3 separate regions of the Homo sapiens genome follow, and regions 1 and 2 are each linked to region 3. Evidence: chromatin contacts called from ENCODE Hi-C data. All regions are on one chromosome and are shown on one strand. The core of a region is the stretch at or near the end of the contact, and the rest is flanking DNA. Distances in the headings are between cores, read along the strand shown. Region 1 holds the start of ACSL1 (acyl-CoA synthetase long chain family member 1). Region 2 holds the start of UFSP2 (UFM1 specific peptidase 2). Region 3 holds the start of TRAPPC11 (trafficking protein particle complex subunit 11).

Region 1 (4,738 bases), core at 194-2,693, 1.2 Mb before region 3:
CAAAGATGACAAAATCACGGATGGGGAGGCGAGATCTGGACAGAAAAACCAGGGATTAGCCAAGCGGGAACCAGTGAAAACGAACGTGGAGTCCATTTTTTCTAGATCTGGAAGATGGAGATCTAAAAGGACTGAGCTGCTAGAGAGGTTGCTGGTGTGTGCGTTGTCCTCACCCCACTGCACCACTGCGCCCAGCACACTGTGGGAGACACCCAGGGAAAGTCCTTCAGTTATTTGTGGGAGTGAACTGCAGTGTGGCTGAGGCCTGGAGCGAACCACGGTCAGTTTCCCCTGCCTGCAGCCCAGGCATAGCCCTGCGTTGGTTGTGCCCACACTCTGGGGGCAGCCTGAGTGCCAAGTGTGGTACTGCTCTCACTAGCATTTAACCTCTGTGCCCCAGCTTCCTCTTCTGTGAAAGGACAGTAATGACAGTACCTACCTCACTGGGTTATGAAGATTAAATAGAATAATGTGTACGCAGTGTTTGTAGCAATGCCTGGCATCAAGCACTGGGTAAACAGTATCTATTATTATCAAAGGCCTTTACGACAACAATCATTCTTCAAACGGCCCTCCAGCGAACGCTGGGCGCAAACTCCACGGTAACGGGGACCAATGTTGTTAGAGGTTGAGGTTCCTGGTAGGTCCCAGGTGCTAAAAGGAAGAGCAGCCTTTGGGATGTGAGCCCGAAAACCATCGTGTTGGCTTCTGAAGCCCCAAGATGGGCATGGCAGGGACGCGGAAGCCCTCAGAACCGCGGAAGCCCTCAGAACCGCACAGCAGGTGGCCGCCGTGGTGCAGCGCGCAGTCGGCCCTCAGCTCCCCTGCACCGGCGCGAGCTGCGGGCGCTGCCCACGTCAGGCTCTGCAGACACCAGACAGAAAAGGTCTTCCGGCCAGGGAGCGTGGGGGAAACCCTGTGGGGCCGCGCCCGTCAGTGTCAAGGAAAAACGGAGAGGAAGGCCCTTGCCTCCAGGGCCCTCGCAGCAGAATTCTGCCCGGCCTGCCAGGAGGCCAGCGGGGCACGGGCTGAGGGTGCAGGATCCGGAGGGCGCCGCCCGCCCCTCGGGCATCGCGGGGCCCAGGGTCCGCGGGGCCTCTGAGCTGAGGCGGTCCAATGTACCCTTTGTCCTTCCTCAGATTCATTATGAAATCCGAGGCAGTCTGGGCGACTCCAGCGGCGTTCGCCCGCCGCAGCCTCTCGACCGCCGGCCACCCGCCAGCCACGCGCGCCCAGACAGGAGGGCGGCCGGGCGCTCGGCGGGGCGGGGCCTGCCGGGGGCGGGGCCTGCGGGCGGGGCGGGGCCGCGGGAGGGCGGGGCCGGCGCGGCGAGCGCACCAGCAGCATCCTGGCTCAGCCGCGGCGGTGGCGGGGGCGCAACCAGCGGGCCGAGGCGGCGGCGCCAGCGGCGCCTTAAATAGCATCCAGAGCCGGCGCGGGGCAGGGAGTGGGCTGCAGTGACAGCCGGCGGCGGAGCGGCCGGTCCACGGAGGAGGTGAGTGCGCCCGCCGTGCGGAGCCGCGCCTGCTCCCGCGGCGGTGCCCGGGCCCCGGCCGAGGCGCCGGCTGACGTTGCCCTTCAGGGCCGAGCCCGGAGCAGCGGCCGCCGCGGAGGCGCGTGAGCCACCCCAGGCTCGTGGGGCCGCGCCGCCTTTCCGGCCTCCTGCCCGCGGCCCCGCTTCCCTCGGCAGCCGGAGGCCTCCGGGGTGCCCGTGCTGCCGCAGCTTCCTGTGTCTGAGTCGCGGGCGGCGCGGGCGCGGGGCTGGTGCGCGGCCGGGGATGCGCGCGGGACCGACCCTTGTGTGTGCGGCGGCGGGGACCGGCCCGGCGAAGCAGCCGGAGGCCGCGCTTCGGCTGGGAGGAGGTGGCCCAGCTGGGCCGCTGACGTTGCCCTCGTCCGCGGCCCCCGCCTGCCCAGAGGCCGGGCTCGCGGGCGTTCGGACCGCGCGTGGGGCGAGACTGCACTCGCGCCCGCTGAGATGCCGGCCCCACGCAGCGCGGCGGCACGAGGCCCACAGGCAGCTCAGAGGCCGCTGCCAGAGGCAGACATTCTCTCGGTGACTCCAGAGGAGTGCCCGTGGCCCTTGCACTTGGCCGTGGAGTCATTGATCTAAGGAGTGCTGGCATTTTTTGAAATTGAGAAGCAAAGATGATGTCTGTCACCTGGCAGCGTAGACGGAGAGTGGCGGTAGATGACTTGAATGGACACGTGGATTCGAGTCTGGGGACAGGCGTTCCCCCAGTCGGTGCGTTGTGAGAGTGTGGAAACCCCTTCCCCACTCAGTCCAATTTCAAGGTTATGGAGCATAATTAAGAGTGACCATTCTAAAAGCGTTCTCTAGTGCCCTGGCTAAGACTTTTAAGCTTCTTGGTGCAGGAGTGTCTAAAGTCCCGCGACTCTCACTGCCCTGTCTTTTATTTTCTTGACCTTTGATTAGCGTTGAGAGAAACTGGTTAAATCTTGCAGTTTCTGCCACCCATTTCACAACTTAACCTGTGATTGTCCCAAAGAAAACAATTATTGGCTTCTTGCTAGCAAAAAAATCAAAGGCTTCCGGTTGATTGTTTCTTTCTTTTTTTTCTTTTTTCAAGTGGACGTGGAAGGTTAGGCTGGCTAAAACTTAAAGTTTGAGTTGTAGGTCTGTGCTGGGTAGGCTTGAGAAGATGGAGCTTTTTAAGGAACCATTGCTCGCCATCAGATTGGAGCCAGACAGTGCAGTGTGATATAGTGGAAAAGGACCAGGTCTTGGGAGACTTACTTTCTTGTTCTGACTCAACTCGGAAAACACCTCCCTAGTCTGAGGCCCCCCTCCTTATATTTGTGAACAAACTGCATTAGACTAAAATCTTTCACGAGTCCAAATTCTGCGACTAGAAAAATAAACTTGTTAGCCGCACACCTTATACCTCTCCCCTTTAAAACAGACATATTAAAGACTTCTGTTTTCTGAATTTACTGTAAACAGAATACTTAAAAAAAAATTACCCAGACAGGCGTGGTGGCTCACTGTAATCCCAGCACTTTGGGAGACCGAGGCGGGCAGATCATTTGAGGTCAGGAGTTCGAGACCAGCCTGACCAACATGGAGAAACCCTATCTCTACTAAAAATACAAATAATTAGCCAGGCGTGGTGGCATGCATCTCTAGTCCCAGCTACTCGAGAGGCTGAGCCAGGAGAATCGCTTGAACTCAGGAGGCAGAAGTTGTGATGAGCTGAGATCCCGCCACTGCACTCCAGACTGGGCAACAGAGCAGGACTCTGTAAAAAACAAAACAAAACAAAAAATTACCCTTCCCCACAATTATAAGCATTTTGGCATATTTCCTTCCTGTCTCTGTTGTTCCTATTTTGGCAGTATTTTTATTGTTATCGCAGGCAGCCTGACTGAAAAGAAATCTGGGCTTCTAAGTTTTTGGTATTTAGGAGGTAGATACAAGTGACCCATGCATGTAGGGTTAGGTATCTATTTATACCATGCAGGTAGAGTTTTCATAGCCACCTCTACTTTTGGGTGAAGTTTAGGCTAACTGAAAGTGTACCAGCATGCATGGTGTATGCAGAAAAATGAACGTAATTCAGATTATGTGATAGTTTTCTCTTGTTGCCATTATATATAACCCAGGGCTTACCACAAACTGAAATTTCTTATGCATTGACATTTAGCATTTGATGTAAAATGACTATCTCAGAGTTGCTGCCACAAACACTGGTAAAACTGTCCCTACTTTCTAGCATGCTTAATGTCTAGGTCTTGCTACATCTTTTTTGATGTAACTGTTTTGTGGAAAATGGTTGTGTGTTTGGGGAGGCTTTTGAGAAAAGATAAGGTTGTCTTGTCATTATAACTGGGTATTTCTCCTCTCTCCCTTCCAGTTTCACTTGTCTGGAAATAGCAAGACTATAGGAGTAGTAATTTCTAGATATTTATAGTCAGTAACCTTAGAGGAATGTTTAGTTTTTAAGATCAATTGAATTTATTGTGTAAGTTTGCCATTTAAAACAGGTGCCCATTTGTGTTTACTGTCTCTTGTAACCAAACTCTGTTCAATTAGAATCCATTAGTAATGTTTTGTGGAGAGTCTTGTTTGGATGATGCAGTGCATGAGGCTCCTGTACTACAAAATAGAAAAGAAGTTCCTCTAAGGCAGCTCAAAGCTGTTGATATCCTGAAGCCTTTTTAGGCCTCCCTCTCTGACAGGCGGTGATCTGACAGGAGGTAGATAAAGGTGCCGGAGTTTTTAGTGAAGGTTGGCAGTCCAACTTGGTAGTCAGACAAACACATGATGGTCAAAAGTGCCTTTGACACTGGGGCCTGGAGAAGAATTCTCAGTGGCCAGAGCTGATCTGAAGCTGCAGGCAGTTGAGTTTGAGTTTCAACATGTTGGTACTTCAAGGGGCTTCTGAAAAGTTTTAAAGGAGCACAAGCCCTGAAGGAGTAGCTGAACTTAGTGAACTGGAGAAGGCAGGGGCAGTTTTACCAGGGTTTGTGGCAGCGACTCTAAGATTGTCATTTTACATCAAATGCTGAATGTCAATGCATAAGAAATTTCAGTTTGTGGCAAGCCTTGGGTTGTATATAATGGCAAGAAGAGAAAACTATCACATAATCTGAGTTATGTTCATTTTCTACATCATGACATTTTCACTTTCTTTTTTTTTTCTTTTTTCCCAGATAAGGTCTCACTCTGTCGCCCAGGTTGGAGTACAGGCATGATCATGGCTCGTTGCAGCCTCTC
Region 2 (4,759 bases), core at 308-2,807, 1.8 Mb before region 3:
CCTAAAGTGCTGGGATTTCAGGCGTGAGCCACCGCGCCCGGCCTTTTACCTTAAATTTAAAGCAAGCTGTTTGAGTGCCTCTCTGCAAGCCTGCCTGAAACTGGCTCACCTGAGCATGAATCATTGCTAATACGTAACACCAAAGGGGCAAGTGAAGATTCATTTTAAACTGAAACATAACTAAATACAACGCCCTTCCCCACATCCTACCTCTTCCATTAATCAGAGATGCTTTAAAACCAAACTTCAGTCAAGATTTAGTACTTTCATTTACCTTATATTTCAAAGCTCCACGGCACAAGGGCAGGAGCTGAGACAGGTTCCTCCCTCTCACGGTATCCCCGCATCTGCGCAGCTCCCGGCACACAAGCGAGCCAGGGAGGAGGGAGGGAAGAAATTCTTGCCTAGAACTTTCCCATCACTTAACTTTTTTCTTATTAATTTTTTTTTTTTTTTGAGACGGAGTCTCTCTCTGTTGCCCAGGCTAGGAGTGCAGTGGAGCTGTCTTGGCTCTCTGCAGCCTCCGCCTCCCGGGTTCAAGCGATTCTCCTGTCTCAGCCTCCCGAGTAGCTGGGACTACAAGCACCCGCCACCATGCCCGGCTATTTTTTTTTTTTTTTTTTTTTTTTTTTTTTTTTTTTGGTATTTTTAGTAGAGACAGGGGTTTCACCATTTTGCCCAGGCTGGCCTCGAACTCGTGAGCGCAGGTGATGCGTCTGCCTTGGCCTCCCAAAGTGCTGGGATTACAGGCGTCAGCCACCGCGCCCGGCCCGCCACTACTTAACTCTTATTGAGCAACATTTACAAAATTATTCATTCACTTATTTAACAGATATTCTGCAATCCCCTTCGGGGCAAGCTTGCTGGTAGAAACTAGAAACAGATTTAAGAAGGCATAGATGCTGCCCGCAAGGAGCTTACAATCTATTAGACAAGAAAATAGAGCATAGCCGAATTATGGCACGTTCCCTTGCAAAAGGTACGGATGGAGCGTCAGGAGAGGTGAAGAAGGGGCAGAAAACTGGAGGAGGTGATGAGGAGTCTGTTTCCCAGAGAGGAAACGGAGGCTGGGAGGTGGCAGGTATCTAAGGGGCAACACCTGGCGTCCGCGAGGACCAAGTCACCTTTCTTGAGGACACCCACTCCGACAGCCGAGATCAGGTTGCCCCAGCTCGTCCAGGTTGCCCCAGCTTGTCCACGTTAACTGCGCTGCGGGAGCGGCGAGGGTTCCCAAGCGCGCGACACGCCTGGGCTGCGCAGCGCCTCTGCACGTTCCACCACAGCTGGCGTTTATTGTGTGATGTGTTGCCCCGGGTACGGGAGAATCCATTCCAAGCACGCTGTGGGAGGATACGAGGAGATTCGAATCCGCATCGAAGAACACACAGAAGGATGTGTGAGCTTCTGTAGGACAGAAAAGACTTAACTAATAGAATTTACCAAACATAAGTCTTCGGCTACCCGCCCCGCCTCGCCGTCCGCGAGGGACTGCGGTGTGGTACGCTCCGTGACGTCATGCCGCCGAGCATGTCGGGAGTTGTAGTTGGTCCGCCCGGGCCCCGCCCCTGGGCCGTGCGGTGACACCACTTCAGGGCCGGCCCCCGGAACTTTTGGGCAGGCGTCAGCGCCCGTGTCACCGCCACGTCGCGGACATGGTGAGTATCTCTGCTCGTCACCGACCCCTGTGTTTTTCCCCGGACTTTGGCAGCCGCCACGAGCGGGCTTCACAGCGCCTGAAAGGAGCTGGTCCTGCCGGGGTCCAAGATGGCAGCTGCGAGCTGCGTGGGCAGGGCGGCTCTCCAGTTCGCCTGTCTCCGCGCTGGGCCGGGGGGAAAGTGCCCTACACAAGTGTGCACCCCGCCTCGGCCACCTTGGACACGCACCCCCTGCTACTTCTCTGTGTGAAAGTATTTTGAGAGACTTCGGCGTTTTTGAAGCCTTGCAAGAAGGGCTTAACCTGGGACAGGCGCAACTTTCTTCGGATATTATATTCCCCTAGTTCCCGTGGTATTTCCCTCCCCTGGTTTCTCTCCTGTCTCATTGCTCAGCAAGGTTCTCCAATCCCTATCCTAAATGGTGGTGCTCTTCAGGGACGCTTTACACCCTATGCGTTCTCCTAAAATTTTATCTCTAAGTTAGACCTTTCTTCTGAGCTCCAGACCCACAAATCTGCTAACCGTGCCTCCACTTGGATAGCTCATATGTATTTCAAGCTCAGCAAGTTCCAAACTGAGCATTTCCACTTCCCCACAGCCCACACCTGCTCTTCCTCCAGGAACCCCCAACTCTGTAGATGGCACCACCATACATCCTGTTGTGCCTGCCCAAAACCTGGAAATCATCCTTGACATCTCCCTCTTCTCAACTCCCCGACATGCAGTCAATAATCAAGTCCTATAGATGCTACTTCTAAATGTCTGTCTGTTGTCACTGTCGCCACTCTTACCATCCTTGGCCTTGAGATCTATCCATCTGGGGTAGTCACCTAAGTGGTCTTTTAAGCAGATCTTCACTCATCGATGGCCCTGCCTGGAATGGGCTATTGCACCTTCACTCACCCTTCAGATCTCAGCCTCAGTATTATTTCTTCAGAGAGTATCTCAGCTAATTCGGAAGTCTAGGAAGACTAGTGCTTTTATGAATGATGTCTTGTGGAATCTTCATAACAACCCTGGGAAGTTGTGTATTTTTCCAGTTTTACAGAAGAGAAACAGACTTAAGTGATAAGTTAAATTGTGTAAAATTGTACAGTAAGTAGCAGAGTTAAAATTTGTTCTTTCCTGTCTAACTTTTATCTTCAGTATCTTTAAATATTTTTTATTTAAATGGGTACATACTAGTTTGTTTGGTAGTATTCTTTATTTAACTGATTTCTTATTAATAGCTATTTAAGTGGTTTCCATTTATTTTTCTGTGATGAACAACGGTAGAATAAATGGACAACATGAAGCTAAATTTGTCCTGAACTTTCTTGATTGTTTCCTTAGAATAAATTCTCAGAAGTAGAATTGGGACAAAGGGTATATGATCTTTCAAAAGATTACAATTTTAGAATAAATAAAAACAGTGACCCTTATAGAAATGTGACAAAGGATTTGTAAAATGAGAAAAACTGTATTGGTACCTATTTAATACTGTTCTGAGGATTGGAGTAAGTATGTATGTTTAGCATAGTGCCTTTTACATGTTTTTGTTTTATTTTATTTTGTTTTTTGGAGACAAGATCTTGCTCTGTTGCTTAGGCTGGAGTGCAGTGGTGTGATCATGGCTCACTGTAGCATTGACCTCCCCGGCCCAAGCAGTCCTCCCACCTTAACCTCCCGAGTAGCTGGACTACAGGTGCAGACCACCACACTCAGCTAATTTTTTTTTTTTTTTTTGGTAGAGATGGGGGTCTTCCTATGTTGCCCAGTCTGGTCTCTAACTCCTGGGCTCAAAGTGATCCTCCTGCCTCTGCCTCCCAAAGTGTTGGGATTACAGGCGTGAGCCACTGCACCCTGCCTGTGTTTTACATTTGAAGAGCTCAGTAAATGTTAGTACTTATTCATTTATTTCAAAATAGGGGTCTTAGTGTGTACTATGGTTCTTCAGCCTGTTTGAGAGATATGTTTTGAGAGTCTCATGAAATTTTTGAAACCTCTTCCCAAAAGAAATCTCCCGCTCTCTTTCTCCCTTCCTGTCTCTTTCTCTCGTGTGTGTGTGTGTGTATATATGTATGTATATATGTATGAATATGTGTATCTGTGTGTGTATATATGTGTACACAAACAATGATACATGTCATTTGTGATATATCATCAACTACCTGAAACAGTATATGGATCCAAGTAAAGAACTGATTAGTTCCATTTTGCAAGTGCTCTTTTCCCTTTATAAGTTGTAAGCATTGTCCTGTGCCTTTTAATTTTCAGCAAAAACATGATTTTTTTATGGCTATATGATATTCCTATTTTTTTTAACCAATCTATTGTTGGCAGTTAGGTTAATATCCATGTACCCGAATCTTTGTGTGTTTTTCAGATTTTTCTTAGACTAAGTCTGAGATTCTAAATGCATATCACTAGATCAAGCCTATGAATATAAACCTTTGATTCTTACTGCCATATTCTCTGAAGGATTCCACCAGTTGATATCCCACCCTCAGTATGAGTTTCCTCTCATTGTCTTGACTCCCTGGTATTATATTAGGTTCAGTGCCTTGTCACATTCTTAAACTAGTTCTTTACTGTTGATGTTTTATTGTCATTGTTAAACCTGTCAAGATTATAATTTGGAAAGATTGTCTTAAAGCAGTAGTTCTCAACCATTCACATTAGAATCACTGGCATGGGGGCATAGGATACTTTTAAATATCCCTGTGCCAGCTGGGCGCGGTGGCTCACGCCTGCAATCCCAGCACTTTGGGAGGCCGAGACAGGCGGATCACTTGAGGCCAGGAGTTCAAGACCAGCCTGGCCAATATTCTGAGATCCCGTCCTTACTAAAAATACAAAAATTAGCCAGGCGTGGTGGTGTATGCCTGTAATCTCAGCTACATGGGAGGCTGAGGCAGGAGAATCTCTTACACCCAGGAGGCGGAGGTTGCAGTGAGCTGAGATTGTGCCACTGCACTCCAGCTGTGTGACAGAGTGAGACCCTGTCTCCAAACAAAAAACCAAAATCCCTGTGCCTAGGCCTTAGACCAGTTAATCAGAATCTCTGGGGGTACAGCCCAGGCCTCAGTATTTCAAGCTCCCCAGGTGATTTCAGTATAGAACAA
Region 3 (4,380 bases), core at 909-3,408:
GCAGTGAGCGGAGATCGCGCCACTGCACTCCAGCCTGGGCGACAGAGCGAGGAGACTCCGTCTCAAAAAAAAAAAAAAAAAAAAAAAAAGGTAATCTACACCAGTATACCAGTATATTATGGAGAAGTCTAACACAATCTTTGTGAAAAGTGAGGCACACTTAGGCTAATACCTAATCCCCAAAACATGGAATATTTTCAACTGAAAGGTTAATTTAGGAAAGACTATTAGTCTTCTCATGTTTACATACTGAAAGAACAACAGGTATTCAATAAATGATTTGCAAAGCTTGCCAGAAATGTCTACAACAGATTGTTTTAGAATTGTTTAAATATTTTTAGGACAGGATTAAGTTATGAGGGCAAAGGATTGCATGTTCAGAGAAAGAAACAGTCTAGTTCTGGGTAATGTAGGAATGAAAATTAAAAAGGGGTGACCAGGCTGGGTACAGCGGCTCACGCCTGTAATCCCAGCACTTTGGGAGGCCAAGGCGGGCGATTCACGAGGTCAACGGTTCAAAACCAGCCTGGCCAATAGGGTGAAACCCCGTCTCTACTAAAAATACAAAAATTAGCCGGGCATGGTGATGCGTGCCTATAGTCCCAGCTACTCGGGAGGCTGAGGCAGGAGAATGGCTTGAACCCGGGAGGCGGAGATTTCAGTGAGCCGAGATCGCACCACTGCACTCCAGCCTGGGCAACAGAGCAAGACTCCGTCTCAACAACAACAACAAAAAACAAGTGACCAAAATACAATACGGGCCCCTTTGCTTAATATGAACGAGTCTAGACTAGAGGCCATTTCCTGTAATAACTCCAGAGGCCCAAAAGACATAGCTGTGGTCTTTAAATATGGAGTTGAAATAAGAGGAACTAAAAATGACTGTCATCCAATAGAAATACAAGTCACATAAATAAATTAAAAATTTCTAGCAGTCATATTAAAAAGTAAAACGTGGATGGAATTCATTTTAATATTCAATTTAACGCAGTACAGTATGTCCAAAATATTATCATACTGACAATAATATAAAAGTTATTAATGACATATTTTACCTTTTTTTGTACTGAGTCTTCAAAATCTGGTGTGTATTTCACACTCACAGCACATCTCAATTCAGACTAGCCTATTTCAAATGCCTGATGTAGCTACTGGCTACAGAACTGGACAGCAGAGATCTAAATTATGGGAAATGTGTCCCAAAATTGCTGCACGAAAATTGTATCAGAAAGTCTTGCCACATTCTCCTATGTCACCTGAAATGGTCGTGCTTATTCTGCAGCAAAGGAATTTGAATGAGAACCCCGATAACGCACAGGCGCAGATCGAATGGATTTCAATGACAGGCTGGAAGGAGAAATTTTCAGATATCCAATGGAGCAACCAACGAAACTATACACGAAAGGAGGCGCAGCTATAGAAGGTGAATAATGGATGGGAGATCAAGTAATGCAAGGGAAGTAAACTGGAAACTAGCGTGAAAGATAAGAAAGGTGACCCAATCAAATTGGCAACTAAAAAAACCCCAAAACCTAATGTGGTTACTTTTTTTTTCTTTTAACTAACTGGAAGTTCAGGGTGTTAGGACACAAGGCTGCTAAGAATGGGATTCAGAGATGTTCAACTACAAAACGAACAAAAGAGGAACGACAGTGTGGGGACGAAATGATGTTTCGATGTTAAAGATGAGAAGCAACAATCCAACGTAGGAGAAACACCGTCCCCATGGTCCCAGTATCTGTTCTGGTAGCTCCAGTGAGGAAAGGTAGAGAAATAACCTTGCAGTCCCTAAAGGCAGATATCTTCCTCCTCTTATTCCCCCGTCTTAAACCTGGGAGGCCCTAGAAACGGGTGCGTCTTTCCTCGGGTCTAAAAGAGAAGTGCCAGGATTGCACCCGTCGATGGGATTGCAAAACGCAGGCCCCCAAACCAGCATTGTTAAGAGCTAGCTCTCTTCCTCGGCGGTCCCGCCTGGCCCCGCGGGTCTCCGGGCCCGGACTCACCCAGGCCCCACGCCCCGGGCCCGCTGCAGCTGAGGCCGGTCGCCGCCAGCCGGGAGAAGACGAGGGGAGGCGGGGGGATGTCACAGAACGCCGTGGCCCGTCCCCACCGCCGCAGCCCCACAGCCAGTTCCAACAGGCGAGACTTCCCTGTACCCACCTCCCCCGGCACAGGAAGCACTTTCTGGGCCTGAGTGACCGCGCTCTACACCAATCGCTGTCCCGGAACTTTACGCCGCTCCTCCAAGCGTCAGGGAGACGCTGCACTTCCCAGGCCCCACCAGCCGCGGCTCCGGCTCGTAGCCCACAGCCCACTGCCGGCGGCTGGGCGCTGCCGAGGCTCGGGGCGCGCGCAGTTGGCGTCTGCCAGTGCCAAGACTGTGCCGCCCCCACAGCCGAGGCGCGAAAGGGGGACGCCCGGCCTCTGGGCCGCTGCCTTCGCTTTCTCTTCGTTGTTGCGAACGCCGTCCGCTCAGGAGGCGCCCCGCGACCGGCGCGATGAGTGCCAACGAGGACCAGGAGGTGAGCCCCCCGGCTCAGGGCCCTCTCCCAGCGCGGGCGCGGCGCGCAGCCCCGGGCCCCCGTGAGACCTGGTGCCCGGACAGCCTGCCCGGCACGTGCCCTGTGCCCTCGGAGCCGGCCGGGGTGCCCCGAGTTCACCGGCGTCCCACCCAAGCGCGCGTGAATGGCCAGGAGTCCGCCTCTGCCACTCTTCCCCCCTCATTTTTCATTTTTGCAAATCCGGGAGTCTCCCCTGGTTACTTAATAACAGGGATGAGCGTCCTTGGTGCACGATCCAGTGCTCTTGGCTCTCCTTGAATCCCATGTGTTCAGTGCCTGTTTACTGAGTTAGGCTGATCACCTTTAAATTTTAGTCTGGTCATCTTTAAATCTCTTGGCTAGTAGAGGGCTAATTGAGTTAGTTACATTTCTCATGGAAGAAAATGACACTGGTGGTGCATCTGAGTTTCTGTCCATATTGTTTGGGGAAATCTTTTACCCATCTGTCTGTTTTGAGCATTCATGTACCACCTGAATTTATGGTTTATGCTCAAATATTTCCTTGTGAGATGCCATTTTGACATTGAATCATATAATATTAGAGTTGGGGGGTGGGTGCTACGGGCCATCTGTAGGGGAACCTTCTAACTTTGATAGGTGGGTCGATGATAGCCGCAGGGCTGCACAGTAAGTACGTGGTAGAATCGGGACTAGAAACCAGGTCTTATTGGGTGGTAGATAAGTTCACTGTTAATTTAAAGTATAATGCTTGAAACTTACTACTTTTACATGATAAATGTAATAGAATCTCTGGATTGGAAGTTAACCTTTAAAGGACCCAAAGTCCAACAAGCTAGCTAGTTGATATCTGAATCTCTTCTAAAATATTCTTGCCGGGTGAATTTCTAAGTGAATGCGTTAATAGCTTCTTCTCCCTGCAAAGCAAAGAACATACAGTGTAATGTTTCTCAGAGTTGGACCATAGTCCCCTACCTTAGAACCATTTAGATGGTTGCTAGAAAACAGATGCGTGCACTCCACCCCAGACCTACTGAATCAGAATTTCTGTGGTGGGCCCAGGAATCTCCAGTTTAACAAGAAAATTTCATTCTTCTTTCAGATGACCGATGTTCTGATCTTTGAAGATAGTTTCCTGCCCAGTTTCTCAGACCTTCTCTGAGGAAGTGGTTCCTTTTAGCTTGTCTTCATATATCCATTCTTTGTTAATCTCTTCACTATCCTGGAATCACGTGTTTGTGGACAGATTTTAATTTTTTAAATGTCCTGTTTCAAAATTGTGGCATCTTGCTGTTTTGTCTAGTTAAATTTACTGTCAACTGAAATCTTTTAAGTGCTTTATACAAAGCAATTTGTCTTTCATCTTCAACTTCTACATTTAGGTATCTGAGTATTGATACAAGTTCTACTTACCCTGCTAAATTTCATCATTAGCTTGCTTTTCAAAGACTTTTTGGATTCTTATTCAGCCATCAGCATTATTCACTGTCCCAACAAATTGTCATCCACAAATTTAATAAACTTGCCTCCTATTTTTGTACCTGTCCAAGTCATAAATTAAAATATGGGAAAGGATTAGGGACAGAAGGAGTAGTACTATATCTTGAGTAAGGTTTTTGTTCCAATCTAATCTTAGTTATTCTTGAATCCGGCTTGAATTTCTGTATTTTGTTTTTTTTTGTTTTTTCTGTAAAGGTAGCAAGAGAAACCTGTGGAGCCTGGCTGAAATCTATATAGTCGGTGTTTTATGCCTTTCTTCATTGTGCCAATCAAGTTTCCCTATCTAAGAAGGGTATATCTTGTTTTTCATATACTTACTAGGTCTTAGGGTCTACTCCTTAATGTCCCAGTTCCTCACACA

Evidence for each region. A loop is a pair of places that touch in the nucleus more often than their neighbours do. Pooled maps may share reads with other maps.
Region 1: a loop to region 3 is called in a map of CD8-positive, alpha-beta T cell, with 12 times the contacts of the local background. The contact joins the promoter of ACSL1 here to the promoter of TRAPPC11 in region 3. A Hi-C loop is called at or near these places in 3 of 168 maps with a recorded cell type or tissue (CD4-positive, alpha-beta T cell, CD8-positive, alpha-beta T cell and naive thymus-derived CD4-positive, alpha-beta T cell), 1 of 37 single-sample maps with no recorded cell type and 12 of 50 pooled maps.
Region 2: a map of naive thymus-derived CD4-positive, alpha-beta T cell shows a loop between it and region 3 (29-fold over the local background). The contact joins the promoter of UFSP2 here to the promoter of TRAPPC11 in region 3. A Hi-C loop is called at or near these places in 3 of 168 maps with a recorded cell type or tissue (naive thymus-derived CD4-positive, alpha-beta T cell and posterior vena cava) and 8 of 50 pooled maps.

The regions. Positions count from the first base shown.
Region 1 is chr4:184,822,673-184,827,410 of GRCh38, reverse strand. ACSL1 (acyl-CoA synthetase long chain family member 1) reads left to right here and starts at 1,443. Exons shown (of 21, transcript NM_001995.5): 1 at 1,443-1,495. It overlaps LOC105377587 (a long non-coding RNA gene), which reads right to left and starts at 1,240. Exons shown (of 3, transcript XR_939564.4): 1 at 440-1,240. RefSeq lists enhancers at 265-544, 715-764, 371-874, 2,125-2,194 and a silencer at 995-1,954.
Region 2 is chr4:185,422,762-185,427,520 of GRCh38, reverse strand. UFSP2 (UFM1 specific peptidase 2) reads left to right here and starts at 1,557. Exons shown (of 12, transcript NM_018359.5): 1 at 1,557-1,655. The coding sequence starts at 1,653. CFAP96 (cilia and flagella associated protein 96) reads right to left here and starts at 1,267. Exons shown (of 8, transcript NM_001114357.3): 1 at 1,125-1,267. RefSeq lists enhancers at 1,254-1,613, 1,684-1,793.
Region 3 is chr4:183,657,071-183,661,450 of GRCh38, reverse strand. TRAPPC11 (trafficking protein particle complex subunit 11) reads right to left here and starts at 2,158. Exons shown (of 30, transcript NM_021942.6): 1 at 2,004-2,158. It overlaps RWDD4 (RWD domain containing 4), which reads left to right and starts at 2,266. Exons shown (of 8, transcript NM_152682.4): 1 at 2,266-2,522. The coding sequence starts at 2,499. RefSeq lists silencers at 1,847-2,136, 2,507-2,716, 2,531-2,751 and enhancers at 1,483-2,270, 2,227-2,356, 2,271-3,059.